Linked DNA regions of Homo sapiens: region 1 is linked to region 2. A link is a loop called in an ENCODE intact Hi-C map of the cell type or tissue named here. Cell type or tissue: adrenal gland. All regions are shown on one strand.

Region 1 (8,000 bases), 270 kb after region 2:
ATACATTTAATATGTACAATTTGATGAGTTTGGCCATATGAATACTTTTTTTTTTGAGACGGAGTTTCACTCTTGTTGCCCAGGCTGGAGTGCAATGGTGCAATCTTGGCTCACTGCAACCTCTGCCTCCTGGGTTCAAGTGATTCTCCTGCCTCAGCCTCCCGAGTAGCTGGGGTTACAGGCATGCACCACCATGTCTGGCTAATTTTGTATTTTTAGTAGACACAGGGTTTCTCCATGTTGGTCAGGCTGGTCTCAAACTCCTGACCTCAGATGATCCGCCTACCTTGGCCTCCCAAAGTGCTGGGATTACAGGCGTGAGCCATTATGCCAGGCCTATGAATACATTTGTGAAACCACCACAGTCAAGTTAATAAACACATCTGCACCTCCAAAAGTTTGTGTCCCTTTTGGGGGTGTGTGTGTGGTAAAAACACTTAACATAAGATCATAAGATTTATCCTCTTAACAAAGTTTTAAGCACACCATACCATATTGTTAACCATAGGCACTATGTTGTATGGCAGACCTCTAGAACTTATTCATCTCGTGTATTTGTCCGTTCCCGCACTGCTATGAAGAAATACCTGAGACTGGGTAATTTATAAAGAAAAGAGGTTTAATTGGCTCACAGTTCTGCAGGCTATACAGGAAGCATGGCAGCATCTGCTTCTGGGGAGGCCTCAGGGAGTTTTTACTCATGGTGGAAGGCAAAGCAGGAGCAGGCATCTTATATGGCAGGAACAGGACCAAGAGAGAGACGGGGAAGGTGCCACACACTTTTAAACAACCAGATCTCACAAGAATTCACTATCACCACAATAGCACCAAGGGGGATGGTGTTAAACCATGAGAAGCCGTCCCCATGATCCAATCACCTCCAACCACCAGGCCCCACCTCCAACTTTGGGGATTACAATTTGACATGAGATTTGAGCGGGGACACAGATCCAAACCATATCATCTCATATAACTGAAACTTTATACCCATTGAACAACAACTCCCCATTTCCCCTTTCCCCTATCCCCTGCCAACCACTATTCTATTTTCTGCTTCTAAAAGTTTGAGTATTTTAGATCCATCATATTAGTGGAATCATGCAGTATTTGTCCTGTGACTGCCTCATTTCACTTACTGTAATGCTTTCCAGGTCCATCCATGTTGTTGCAAATAGTAAGATTTTCTTCTTTTTTAAGGCTGTATAATATTTCATTGTATGCACATACCACATTTGCTTTGTCCATTCATCTGTCTTTGGAACATTTCGGTTGCTTCCACCTCTTGGCTATCGTGAATAATGCTGCAATGAACCTGAGAGTGCAGATATCTCTTAAAACTCCTGATTTCAATTCTTTGGATGTATATCCAGGAGTAAGATTGCTGGATCATATGTTAATTCTATTTTTAATTTTTTGAGAAACTTCCATACTGTGCAGCTGCACCATTTTACATTCCCACTAACAGTGCAGTATTTCAATTTCTCAGGGTCCTTCTTAACATAGCACTCCAACAACCACTCCTAGACAATCCAAGTTAGGCTACAAAATAAAAGTGATTTGCCATTTTGGAGCTTAAAACAAGACGCCAGATTATCAATGAGCAAGGAACTAAAATAGACAAGATTTAAGAAAAGTTTAGGCCACAGGGGCATAGAAGAAAAGTTTAGGCCACATGGGTCCTCCCTGGGAGATGTCCCTTCTTGGGACAGAGGTCACTGAGGATATGGGTTTTGGTGGGCAGAGAGATGGCTGGGCCTTTGGTGGATTGTGGGACATTGTGAGCCTCTTTGGTTTGCCTCTAGAAGGGTAAATAATGTGTTTTCTTGCCATACTGTCACTCACAATTGAGTGACAAGTGGGCAGCTCAGATCTCTAGGCTTCATTGGTCTAGATTTCCACAGGAGTTTGGTTACAGAAGAGGTCTGATTCCTTTCTCCTGCGCACTCCATCTCTTGCTCAGCAGCCAGCCAAAAGGCATGAGCCATGCCAGGTGAGGTGGGTAGAGCAGGCCAGGACCACAGGCCCAGCTGCAGGGCAGCACTGGACTCTTCTGGAGAAGCTCATGGCACACATCTCCAAAGTCCAGAGGGCAGAACAAACCCAGATACAATCAAGATGGAGGCTGCCCTCGAGGTGCCACCTGGGCAGCAGGGAAAGGGCACAGGAGGCCCTGAGTGACCATGGCATAAAGCTTCAAGCAGGCAGTCCCATGGGGATTCTGCTACTGTGTGAAGGACTGCAGGAGTCTGCTCAGCAGCCCAGGTAACAGGAAGCATGACCCAGGACTGGATCCAAGTGATGGCAGGAACAAGCAGAAGGAAGAGAGAAAGAGACATTAGCCCCACCCTCCCCAACCAGGATGTGGTGTGGAGACAGGTTCAGTCACACCAGAGGGGGAGTATGAGCAAGTGGCAGGCTCTAAGTCCAGGTGGCCAGAGGCAAAGTCATCAGCTTAAAGTTTCCACAGTCTCCAGGCATATAGTTCATGTCTTTATTTACTCATTTATTTAATAGTTTTTGAACACTTACTACATATCAGGTACGGTCCCATGTAATTTTAAAATGTTAGTTCTTTTAGTCCTCACTACAACCCCGTGAAGCAAGTGCTCCATTATTATTCTCATTTTACAGTTGAGAAAACTAAGGCTCAGAGTGGTAAGCATTATGCCCAAGACTGTACAGTTCATAGATGATTCAAACCCCAAGACAACCTGGTATCCTTCCAGACCTGGTCTTCACTGGTCCAGGGCCTAGTTAGAGAAGGTCAAGAAGGCTCCACCTACAAATTACCCAGAATCTTCTGGAGTCTGTAGCTGGAATGCTCTTTCAGTTAGTCTCCTCTGCTCAGCCTAGTGATGACCCAACAGCCCCACTTAGAACATGGGCTCCAAGTTTTTGCCTATTTCCACGGATTTATTCAAACTTAAGGCCAGGGCTGGTGCAGCCTGGGCTTCCATCTCACACCTGAGTCTCCTGGAATCTCACCCAGGTCCTCAGCAGAGCTGGAAGGAGCAAGCCTTAATTGCATCAGAACGGAAGCTTGCTGAATACACCGGCACTCTTGGTGCATGCAATCAATCCTCCACCCTGTAAATCTAGTTAGAAGTGTGATTCCAGCAATTATAAAGGCCATCATTTTCCTCTTCTTTCCTAAGTAAATTAGAAAGGCTCATTGCTCTCACTTTGCAACTGGACCTCATTTTTAAAGTGCAGCTATGAAAGCACTGCAAAGGAGTATACTTAGAGAGGCGCTGTGCCTGATGCTCAGTTGGCCAAGGGGCTTGGCTTCTAGCCCTGGTTTTGTTATCAACCAGATTGTGATCTTTGGTACAGCCAGGACCCCTCTCTGTGCCTTGGTTTCCACATGTATAAAATCAGGAGTTTGGATTAGGTGGCCTCTAGGATCTCTTCTAACTGTCATGGCCACTGGATTTGCTTGATTGCCAAGGATGGCCCCATGTAGATAGAAATTTAGCTTCTTTTAAGCTGGGAGCTTGCCCTCCCTATTTTCCACATACAGTGATGAATCCATGCAGGTGGAAATATACCAGTTTCCACATTAGGGTAAGGACAGAGAAGAAGCCACATGCCAGTGTTCCAAAAAGCAGTACTTTCTGGAACTAAAAGTGCTAGCTAGCTGGACTCACTGAATACTTACCCTGTGCAGGCACTGAACTGGCTGTTTTATAACAATAAACTCATTTAACCCTCACAATAGAGCAGCTATTAGGCCCATTTCATAGACATGAAAACTGAGACACAACAAGACAAAATGGTGTATCCAAGCCAGGTTTGCTAGGCTCCGTGGTCATAGTCACAACTCTCTCAAATCCCCAAATCTGAGGACTTTAGTAGAAAAAGAGAGAACAGACTGACCAAGAGGCAATCTCAACGTGAAGAGACTGTCAGGCAGAACATCTGCCTGAATGAGCACATCCAAGCAAACTTCAGCTGTCCCACAAGCATGTAGGAGCCCATAGATCCAGCAAGAAGGACTGAGGTTAGAAGGCATGAAAGGCCATGATAAATGTGTTCCAATGTTCCTGACTCTCTCAAAATGGGCTTTTGCTTCCCCCATCTCTTCTGCATCTCTGTAAATGGAATGCCAATTATTTCCTTTGAAGGGAATGTTAGTGCTGTTTTGAAGCAGCATGAAGTAAATTTTTATGACACTTTTAGTGGCTGATGGGGAACATCCAGCTGCCTTGACTTTGATGGTGCAGCTTTGTCTCTCAGGTTTGCAACATTGAAATCCTCAGAATTTACAATTATGAATGCTAAATGTCATCTTAATTTGTTATAAGGTGGATACACAAACCACAAAATATCACTTGCTTTAAGGGCTGTCTCTCCCAAAAAAATTACTTTAAGTGGCACACAAATTTATAGAAATGCATGTTACCATATTACAAAACATTTTGTTTTCAAGGAATAGATTCTGTTAGGTTCATGTGATGGACATTAACCCCAGAAATAAGTGTTTCACAGCAGTCGTTTCACAGAAACCACTTTTCTGTCCCTATCAATGTGTGTTAGTTTCCCTGGACTTTTTCCCCTCTCTCTTCCGTACCTCTCCAAGTAATTTGTTTAAAAATCCACCAATGTCATACGTGAAGGCTCCTAAGTAAATTGGGAGCTGCAGGCTGGGTGTCTGTCAAGCTGTATCCCAGGTTCCCGACCAGCACTAACTGAGCACCTACTCTGTACCAGGTGCCATGCTGAGCATTAAAGACACCAGTGGAGGAGACACACTTGATAGCAGGAAAACCACAAGCCAGAGCTTCATCAGTAAGGATGCATCAGACTGGGAAAACATCCTTAAGTATTTCAGTATTGGCAGAATTTATGAATTGAGACTGGATGCAGGGTATATTCCTGGAAGGCTGAAGAGCCAATGAGTCGGTCCTTGTCCAATGCCCAGCCTTCCTGCACCTGTTTTCTCATCAGTAAAATGGGAAGATAACCTCCAACTCGCAAGGTTGTTAGTGATGATGGAGGCCATTCAGCAGGGCTGCAGTGAAAAACAAGGTTGTCAGACAAGGCTTGAATCTCGGCTCCACCGTTGTATGACTGTAAAAGTCACTTTATCCTTCTGAGCCTCAGTTTACTTCATCTGTAAAATGGCACAGAAATCTCTTCCTCATGGAACAATGGTAAGGATGCATTTCAAGCTCTTAGCACAGCGCCTGGCACAAGTAACTGCCAGTTAAGGGACAGCTATCATCTGGTAAAGGTGCCAACGTCAGGCTAAGCCCAGGAGAGGTGCTCTCTCAGCAGGCATTTCTCTCGTTTTCATTGACAAGAAAACTGAAGGGCACCACATGTACCACATGGGCACCACTTTCCTCCCAGTGCTCTTTTAGACACTCTCCATCTCTCCAGAAGAGCAGAAGCTTCTTACTTCCTCAAAATGTCTTTGCTGAAATCTTACCAGATGAACAGCATGACTACAGAAAAGAAATACAGGCAGCAGTCCCTGCCTACCATGCACACAAGGTATCCACATGCAAACATTTAATGTGCAAGACAGAATTAAGTCTAAGTAACAATGTAGGCTGGCAACAGTCGGCTTGTCCCAAGGCGGCCCATGATTACCAAATGAACTGTGCAGGCTGTAACTGCAGCCAGAATTCTGCAGAGGCAACCCTCCCTTCTGACCATGGTGGTCAGGAAGGATAAATGTCCACACCCTGGAGATTGGGTAGAGACATGGGGGGGGCAGGGGGGCGGGGAATCGAAATGCTTCATGCAAGCAGAGGGCAAGAGACTGTCAGGGTCTAAATCAGCTGAACACTGGGGGCTTCCAGACTTCCATTCCAGCGGCCCCTGGCAGATGCCCAGATCTTCAGCTGCTCCTGCAAACCAGTCCTCGAGCCTCCCATATGAGAAATGGGATGTATCAGGAGGACACCCATGAAAAGCATTATTTTCTTCACTTCCCAGTCCTCCCCAAAACACACACTCAACACAAGTACGACAACCTCCTATGACTTTGATATAGCTGAACCACTGGCTTCTAGCTGCTGCTTTTTTCCGTCCTGTTGTTATGATTCTTTTGTGGTTCTTGCTTATTTCTCAGTCTACAACATATGGTAATCATATCTTAATTCCACCCACATAATAAAAGAGAACCAATGAATTGCTGTACCTGCCACACTCTGAGGTCACTGGATGAAAGGAATTCAAATAACTCAGAGAGATCTTTTTTTAAAGTTATTACTTCAATAGGCAGTATAAGGAAAAATTAGCTAATACTGGGGAGGAACATAGGAAATGAACAGAATGAAATTACCATGCATCATTCCTAATAATTTTCTTTGATGTCCTCAATTATTGTGTTCTAACAATACAGTCCATGGAGAAAAATGTGCTGTCCTCGTTTTATGGACAATCAGAAATTTATCAAAGCCTTCCATTCATTTTATAAATATTACAGGATTTGGGGAAATGGAAGGGATCTCATCTGCCTTTCTTCCTTAAACCTGATATAAGGACTGTCTAGGTGGTTCTGTCCATCTCCACTCCCTAAGATGCCACTCATGTCTTGCTGGGTTGACTCAGTCTATTGAATTCACTCACTCATTCCTCAACTATTTATTGAATCCCTACTGTGTGCCATGTACTGTTCCATTGAACAAAACAGGTAGTTTTGCTTTGAGGGAGCAGACATGCAAATAAAGGAAGATACATTAAACAAAGAAAAACACAACCGTGTGTCAGCTGATGAGAAGTACTGAAAGAAGTGGGACAATGCATAAGAGGCTGGAGAGTGATGGGGAGGCCGGGTGCGGTGGCTCACGCCTGTAATCCCAGCACTTTGGGAGGCCGAGGCAGGTGGATTACTTGCGGTCAGGAGTTTGAGGGCAGTCTGGCCAACACGGAGAAACCCCATCTCTACTAAAACTACAAAAATTACCCTGGTGCCATGGGGGGCAACTGTAATCCCAGCTGCTGGGGAGGCTGAGGCAGGAGAATCACTTGAACCCAGGAGGCAGAGGTTGCAGTGAGCCAAGATTGTGCCATTGCACTCCAGCCTGGGTGACAGACTGAGACTCTGTCTCAAAAAAAGAGGAGTGATGGGGATGGTGGGAATGGGCATTGTTTATAGAGATTGGTCAGAACAGGCATCTCTGAGGAGCCGACATCTGAGCAGAGATCTACAGGAAGAGAGGGAGCAAGCAAGACAGGTATCAGAACACTGTCTCAGGCAGAGGAAAAAGCATGGGCAAAGGCCTTGAGTCGAGTTTTCTTGGTGTGTTCATGAAACAGCAGGGAAGTCAGGATGTCTGGAACAGAGCAGGTGAAGAGAAGAAGGGAAAGTAGGAGAAGATGGATCAGAGAGGTGGCCAGAACCACAGCTTATGAACAGGTGTCAGCCGATAGCTCAGGCAGAGTTCTTTACCAGTAGGCAGACTCACTCAGTCAGCCAACACGAGCATGGACCACCCTTTGCCCTGGCTGGCCCTCCAGGTCCCTGCCGAGCTGGAGGGAGGACCACAAAGAGATCATGGTTGAGAAAGGTGGTGAGACTTCAAATTTTCCTCTTTTTTTTTTTTTGGTAGAAGTAACATTTGCACATTTTAGATAATATGAAAAAAATGCAGAAAAGAATAATGATGCAGAGGCAGAAAAGTAAAGACATCAGGTAGCTGGGATTAGAATTGTTTCCTCCCTGCTTTCCAACCTTTGTATAAGGCTGTTATATTTATAAAAAATACATCTTTAAAAAGGAACTCAACTGAAAGTTTATTTTATCAAAATAAAATAGAATTGTACCACATACTTGTTTAACTTATGCACAGACCTTGATGCCTACTGCCATGAGATGAGATGCCTCTAGTTCTTTATTTAAAAAAAAAATGAACTTTTCAGATGAGGGAGACTGTACTGATATCCTGGCTTTGCCACTAACTGCTGTGGGACCTCAGGTAGGTGATTCACCTTCTCTGAGCCTCAGTTTTCTCATGGTAAAATAGGCATCACATCCATGGGATTGTTGT
Region 2 (8,000 bases):
AAGAAATTGGCTGGGCACAGTGGCTCATGCCTGTAATCCCAGCACTTCGGGAGGCCGAGGCAGGCGGATTACTTGAGGTCAGAAGTTTGAGACCAGCCTGCCCATCATGGTGAAACTCCATCTCTACTAAAAATACAAAAATTAGCTGGGCGTGCTGGTGGGCGCCTGTAGTCCCAGAATAAAGATCCTATCAATAAGCCCTGGGATATATGACAACTTGATTTATGATGGAGAGGGCACTACAGATCAGTGGGGAAAAGGATGGACTATTCCATTAACAGTACTGACACACCGAAAGCAGTAGCCATAAAGGAAAGATTATTAATTTTTACTACATTAAGAGTTTCTGTTCATCAAAAGATGCCATAAAAACAAGACAAGCCAAGAACTAGAAAAAACTACTTGCAATACATATAGCTGAAAAAGGATTAGTATCAAGAATATTTAAAGAACCCCTTACAAATCAATAAAAGAGAAACGATCTAGAAAAAATAAAAGCATAGGATACAAACAGGGATTTGATCACAGAGATTCATAAACCTATGAAACATGATAAACTTCATTAAGAAATCAACTATAGTCAACAATAACTTAATTAAACATTTAAAAATAACTAAAAGAGTATAATTGGATTGTTTGTAACACAAAGGATAAATGCTTGAAGGAATGGATACCCAACTTTCCATGATGTGATTACTATGCATTGCATGCCCATACCAAAATATCTCATGTACCCCATAAATATACACCTACTATGTACCTGCAAAAATTAAAAATTAAAAAATTAAAAAAAAATCGGTGTCTTGAAATTCAAATTTAACTCACAACGTGACCCATTATATACCCACTGGTTTGGTGAAATTTAAAAGTTGGATAGTACAAAATGTTGATGACGACGTAGAGTGATCGGATCCCTCATTTCTACTAGTGGGAGTATAGGCTTAGGTAATCACTATGGAAAACAGTTTGGTGTTTCTCAAGACAGTTGAACACGTGCGTATCCTACAATCGAGCAATTCTACTCTTAGGTACACATTTTAAAGAAATGGTGACGCATATGTCAGGAACCACGTGCAAGAAGGTTCATAGCAGTTTTGTTCATAATTGCACAAAACAGTCCAACCACCATTAATGGTGGTATGATACATAAACTGAGTTCTATTTTGGAAGTTTCATTCCATATAATGGAATATCACGCAGCAGTGAAACAGGAATGAAATATAACTTCATCCGTCAGCACTGCTGAATCTCAAAAAACTGTTGAGTGAGGAAAGCAAGACAGAATACCTGAAATATAATTCTACCTATGTAAAGTTCAAACACAGGAAAACCAGACAATATATAGTTTAAAAATACATGCAGAAACGATACATTTATAAAGAAAAGCAAGAAAGTGAGGAATTAAAAATCTGGGATCGGTATTAGCTAGGGGCGAGGTGGTGGGCGTAGAAGAGCGATACACAATTGGAGGGGGCACCTTGGGGATTCTAAGGTACCTGAAATACTCTGTTTCTTAAACTGAGGAGTGGGGCATGTATGTTCATATATAAAAATTCCATATTTAATGTGTTGTACCATTCTTTAAATACATTAAATATGTAATTTTTATATATGATACGTTTCATGGGGAAAAGTACACACACATTTTTCTGAACATTATGAGGAAAGGGTTACAATAGGCCAACAGGAAAAGAATTTACTGATGTTTTTACAATGTGATTCTCTATTTCAAATCCACTCTATACATTTTTTAGAGGGATGCATCAAGGTGGGATTCAGCCAAGCTTAGGAACAAGAGCTGACATGGAAGGACTGGGTGATAAGCATGACCTCACATGAGATGCTATAAAACACTATGGGCCACTCCTCTCTGCCTCACAGGTACAATTCTTAATTACTTAACTCAGTTAAACAGAGAAGCACTGAAGGCTAGGTTCTATGCAAGCATGCAACATCACATGCCAGAACTGACTACGCAATATAAATGGACCTCAAATGATTAAGGTTGACAACCTCTAAAGCATACTAGAAAACTAGTATTCTACTACATGCATTTACCTTGCTTCAGAAGAACTGACACCTGCTTAAAGTTGCTATTCATGGAACTCAATTATTTTGCAAAGCAGTATAAGTGCTTACCTATGTTTAACCATTTTTTGATCATGGCAAAAATGACTAAAGAATCTTGCATAGAACAAGTGCATGACGGCATGTTCTTTCCCTCCAATGTACAAATCCACAGGCATCCAGTAATCGGCCACTGCTGTGTTAAAAGGGCTGTAAAAAAGAGATGGAGGCATTTTTAAAAACCTGCTTTGCCACAATTGTGTAAATTAAACAGGCCTATTGTAATATGCATATGCCCTGAAATGAACCGTATCAGGGAATAACAATGATTTTTTTAAAATATAAGAGAAGGCCGGGCGCGGTGGCTCATGCCTGTCATCCCAGCAGTTTGGGAGGCCGAGGCAGGTGGCTCACCTGAGGTCAGGAGTTCGAGACCAGCCTGCCCAACATGGCGAAACCCCATCTCTACTAAAAATACAAAAATTAGCCAGTTGTAGTGGTGGGCACCTGTAATCCCAACTACTCAGGAGGCTGAGGCAGGAGAACCACTTGAACCCGGGAGGCAGAGGTTGCAGTGAGCCAAGATCGTGCCATTGCACTCCAGCCTGGGCAACAGGGTGAGACTCTGTCTCAAAAACAAAACAGACAAACAAACAAACAAACAAACAAACAAAAATATATATATGAGAAAAGCTTATATAATAAAAAAGAAAAAAGTCAGGTAAGTGTTAATTTATGAAATTATAAAAATGGTTACAGAAGATATTACTGACATATTTCAACAAAAGCAATTTGCATATAAAATGAGGACAAAAGGAAAACATACCAGCAAAAAAAGGCATCTTGCTACAATGCACCTTGAATATCTAGATTCACTTTAATTTTTATTATTATGATTACACAATTGAGATGTCAGAGTTCCTACCAATAGAGGGCAATGTGGTATTTACAATGAAGATTAACATGCAGATACTAAATGTTTATTTATTAATTTATTTTCACATTAAAAAACATTTTTTTTTCTTTATTAAAGTTTGGGTCTTGCTTGGTCACCCACGCTGGAGCGCAGTGGCACAATCATAGTTCACTGCAGCCTCCAACTCCTGGGCTCAAGCGATCTTCCAGCCTCAACCTCCCAAGTATCTAGGACTACAGACACACACCACTCTGCCCAGCTAATTTTTTCTTTTTTTTTTTTAATTTTCTTTTTGAGACGGAGTCTCGCTCTGTCACCCAGGCTCGGTTGCAGGGGCGTGATCTCGGCTCACTGCAACCTCCGCCTCCAGGGTTCAAGCTATTCTTGTGCCTCAGCCTCCTGAGTAGCTGGGATTACAGATGCCTGACACCACACCAGGCTAATTTTTATATTTTTAGTAGAGATGGGGTTTTGCCATGTTGGTCAGGCTGATCTTGAACTTCTGACCTCAGGTGATCTGCCTAACTCGGCCTCCCAAAGTGCTGGGACTACAGGTGTGAGCCACTGCACCTGGCCATCAGTTAATTTTTTTAAAACATTTTTTATGGAGACGAGGTCTTGCTACGTTCAGTCCAGCTGGTCTTGAACTCCTGGCCTCAAGTCATCTTCCTGCCTCGGCCTCCCCAAGTTATGGGATTACACATGTGAGCCACTGTGCCCCAGCTGTAAATGTTTATTTTAAAATAGAAATTTGATTTTATTTTTTAAAGCAGTCTGAAAATATACTCAGCTAGAGACTGTATATTGCTTACTGAATGCGATGCAACATATTTAAGGTGACTTGTCATATAATAGCCCAATAACTCTCACCTAACAGATACTAATAGAAAGGCTTTCTCATACTCTTGGGTCCTAAAGGACACTGGAGAGGAAAGGAAATGTCATTTCCATTTTCTGGCTGGGACCTTCGGTGGGAGGGGCAGCACTGGCTGGCGACAGACCTCTGTGTTGCCAAGGTAATGCCGTCCCTTGAGGTCAGCCAATCAAGCAAACCTTTGCCTTTGGAGGACTTCGAATATTTGTGAATTGGTTCCCTGACACCTCAAGCCACCTTTTTCCCCAGGATAGACTTGGCTGGCTTCAGCTTTGAGGCTAGAAAAAAGAGCCTGGCTACCACCACATATTTGCATCTTAATATAGTTTGGTGTTCTCCAGTCACTGTACCAGAATTCTGATAAAATTTTTAAAAAACACTTTTTTTCTTCGTGAAAAACAGTTCCCTAAAGAAATTCAACTGCCAATCCAGGCGACAGAAAAGAAAGGAAAGTGAAGGATGGTATTTGGCCGGAAAACAAGTTTGGGATATATTAAGGAGTGAAATGTTGAAAGTAGCTACAGCTCAGATTTATGATCCACTCAGGAAACCACCCCAGGAAGAACTCGTGCTGGGGCTGAAGCTAACTACAGTGTGTCATGAGGGAAATGAAGTGCTCACTGCTGTTCACAAACTGGGGGCTGTGACGGTCTCAGGATGTCTCTCCCGCCACGGTAACTTGAGGTCTCTCTCATCTGTGTGAAGGCTTTCCTTTGAAGCACTCTGAGAAAGGAAAGAGCCTGACCTCACTTGCATTCTAAGCCAGTTGTTACTACATGAAATGCACCAATGGCCCCTTATAGAGGGAAGGCCCTGAAGGGGAGCCCCTCTGTGGGCCAGAGAAGGCCATGCTGGTGGTTCCCAGCCACAGTCGTCACCTTGCACCCTTCCTGCCTTTGCAGGGTGTCTTTCACTCAGGATCCCCCTCATTTCTTTTTTTTCTTTTTTTTTTTTTGAGAGGAAGTCTCACTTTGTTGCCCAGGCTGGAGTGCAGTGGCACGAGCTCAGCTCACTGCAACCTCTGCCTCCCGGGTTCAAGCGATTCTCCTGTCTCAGACTCCTGAGTAGCTGGGATTACAGGTGCGTGCCACCGTGTCCAGCTAATTTTTGTATTTTTGGTAGAGTTGGGGTTTTGCCATGTTAGTCAGGCTGGTCTCCAACTCCTGACCTCAGGTGATCAGCCTGCCTCGGCCTCCCAAAGCGCTGGAATTACAGGCGTGAGCCACCATGCCTGACAAGGATCCCCCTTATATCTGATATGAACTCAAATTACAGAATCACAACACTGCAGGTTGAAATTCTGGCAGGGTGAGGGCAGGAGTATCTGTCTCACTAGAAAGATATTATTTTAGAACCACGAAGAATAGGGAGGCATATTTTATATGTAGGCAACAGGGTTCCAGAATGTTTCTGCCATGGACAAGAGCAATTAGGCAAGGCCCTTTTAAGCACAATGCTGTGTTTTTTCCTGGGCTCTGGAAGAGTTTCTTTCGGTTCTCATTCTCTCTCTTTATAAGGCTACCTACTGCTCTCTTTTCCTTAATTTGTTTCTTTTTTTGGGGGGGGCGGGGTTCAAATAAACACATGAATACAGCTTAAAAATCAAAATGGTACTGAAAGATTTACAATGAAAAACAGTGGTCTCCAGCCCCAATTCTTTCCTTGCCTCAGGCCTGTCTCTTAGCCACTTTTAATTCTTTTGGTTGTTTCTCCCAGCAATTATTGAAAAAAAAAAACATGTTTATACTCTTTATTGATTTATCAATTTAGGAAATGATCTACTATGTAGTAAGAGGTGAGGCTTCTTAGCGGTCTCACCCTCCCTACCTGCTACCTTCTCTGTAGAGTTACATTATTCTTTTCAGTTAAATAAATAACATTACATCTTTACAATCATACAAATGCAGTTCACTGCAAGGAGGGTATCACAGTAGCATTTCCTTCTTTTTCCGTTTTGTATTTGTGTTGTACTTGGGATTTACTTGGCTGTGAATAATCTAACTTAATGATGTAGCACTCTCCCTTTAAGAGAGCCTGTTCCGAGGTGCACAGTTGACTGACAGCTTCCAGCTGCTGCATCTGTGGACCCACTCTGGTGTGTTCCTGCCAGCCCATGTTGCTCTCCCAGGCTGCTCCCAGGAGAGTAGAGGGAGGGGCTGGAGCAGAGCCATTTTAGCCTGACTGTAAGACTCTAATGGACAAGCTTTGCTTGGGCCTTCCCACTGGCCAGGTCGAGGCTTTCTCAGAGTTGTGCTGTGGGCTGAGGCTCCTCCACCTGATCCTCCTTCCTTTCCCTTCTCCTTTCACACCTGTCACAGCTCCATCGTGGTCTAAGAGCACTCTCTGCCCACTCCTCCTCTTCTCCCCTTTAATCTGCACAGGCATTTCCCCCCAAGAAATCTCTTGCATGTCTAATTCCATCTTGGTCTTTGCTTCTAGGAGGAGCCACACTGACAAATGCTCAAAGACATCAGCAGGGACGTTTTACCTGTGTGGATTATGAGGGTCAGTGTATCTGAAGTAGTACCAAGCAGAATCAACAAAGGTATCCATCGTGTCTGTCTCTCTCTTGGCTGCTCCCTTGCACCTAAGAAAGAAATGAAATTCATCAATTGGTTTCTTTTTAAATTTTAATGCAGTTTTCCATCAGCTTTTGAGAGAGCTATAAGTATGAATTTAAAATGTCATAAGAATAAAGCCACAGGCTGGGTGTGGTGGCTCACGCTTGTAATCCCAGCACTTTGGGAGGCTGAGGTGGGTGGATCACGAGGTCAAAAGATCGAGACCATACTGGCCAACATGGTGAAACCCCATCTCTACTAAAAATACGAACAATTAGCTGGGCGTCGTGGCGTGTGCCTGTAGTCCCAGCTACTTGGGAGGCTGAGGTAGGAGAATGGCTTGAACCCGGGAGGTGGAGGTTGCAGTGAGCCAAGATCGTGCCATTGCACTCCACCCTGGTGACATAGCAAGACTCTGTCTCAAAAAAAAAAAAGAATAAAGCCACATATGAAAAGACAATTCAGGGAAAGCTCTCTTTTTATATTGTATAGTATGCGATGTTTTAAAGAAATTTATTTACAAATAAAAGTTTCAATTTTCAACAATTAAAAGCCTTATTTTCCACTTCTCTGAATTTAACCTGGTAGAAAGCCTCACCATCCAAAAGGACAAGACAGGATTAGGTATCTCTTTTGTGCCTTAACTTCTGTTCCAGGCATGTCAAGATTGCCTTCGCCAATGCCTACTTTATGATGCTTATGAAGCCAATCAATGCATGAAGACAAATGAGAACCAAATATAGGGAGATGTGTGGAAAATCAACTTGGATTTTTCTTCTACTTCTGTTCTGGGGTGACAGGTGCAGAAATCTACCAGGATGACTCGAGGAAGACAAACCAACTTGGAAGCCCCAAAGGCAATGGTTGCTCCAGCTCATGCCAGCCTGTAAGAATCAATTGGGGCATCTCTTCACAACACTGTGACAAAAGATGGCAAGTTGGTAGCTTGAAACTGGCCCTGATGGGAGTATGTACATCACGGAAATTGGCAAATGCTAGAAATCAGGACCCCCCTCCAAAGCTAATTACATATCTACCATGAGACCACTGCCTAAAGGTAGGTTCCTTATGGAAGAGTGAAGAAAGCCCTGGTGTTCAAGACAGAGAATAAAGTGAGATCCTTGATATGTGAAGGGTTGCATAGAAAAAGGAATCCCTGTCCTAGGGACAGACATGTCCAGCAGGACCAAGGTCTCACAAGGGCCCAAGTGTTACACTCATTATTTTTATTTTGAGATGGAGTCTGGCTCTGTCACCTGGGCTGGAGTGCAGTGGCTCGATCTCAGCTCACTGCAACCTCTGCCTCCTAGGCTCAAGCAATTCTCCTGCCTCAGCCTCCTGAGTAACTGGGATTACAGGTGCATGCCATGATGCCCGGCTAATTTTTGTATTTTTAGTAGAGATAGGGTTTCACCATGTTGGCCAGGCTGGTCTCGAACTCTTGACCTCAAGTGATCCGCCTGCCTCAGCCTCCCAAAGTGCTGGGATCACAGGCATGAGCCATCATGCCCAGCTGCTACACTCATTCTTAAGAACATTCCTAGAGTTGTGGGCCTGTGGGACTGAAGGAACCAGGTGCCAA

The links. A loop is a pair of places that touch in the nucleus more often than their neighbours do. Peaks named below come from ENCODE experiments on the same cell type or tissue, not always from the same donor. Only the 100,000 strongest peaks of a DNase experiment are listed, where the experiment ranks them.
Region 1: a loop joins it to region 2, with 5 times the contacts of the local background. A loop is called at or near these places in 74 of 110 quality-filtered maps.

What each region holds. Positions count from the first base shown.
Region 1 is chr3:45,228,819-45,236,818 of GRCh38, reverse strand. No RefSeq gene overlaps it. Among named protein-coding and RNA genes, the nearest start is that of TMEM158, 6.5 kb to the right of the region's middle. In adrenal gland, no CTCF peak of the experiment used is centred here; no DNase peak of the experiment used is centred here.
Region 2 is chr3:45,494,719-45,502,718 of GRCh38, reverse strand. LARS2 (leucyl-tRNA synthetase 2, mitochondrial) reads right to left here. Exons shown (of 22, transcript NM_015340.4): 14 at 6,346-6,444; 15 at 2,140-2,277. LARS2-AS1 (LARS2 antisense RNA 1) reads left to right here. Exons shown (of 4, transcript NR_048543.1): 3 at 7,219-7,475. Among named protein-coding and RNA genes, the nearest start is that of LARS2-AS1, 11 kb to the left of the region's middle. In adrenal gland, CTCF peaks have their summits at 2,802 and 3,004 (motif pointing right); no DNase peak of the experiment used is centred here; H3K27ac peaks cover 631 bases.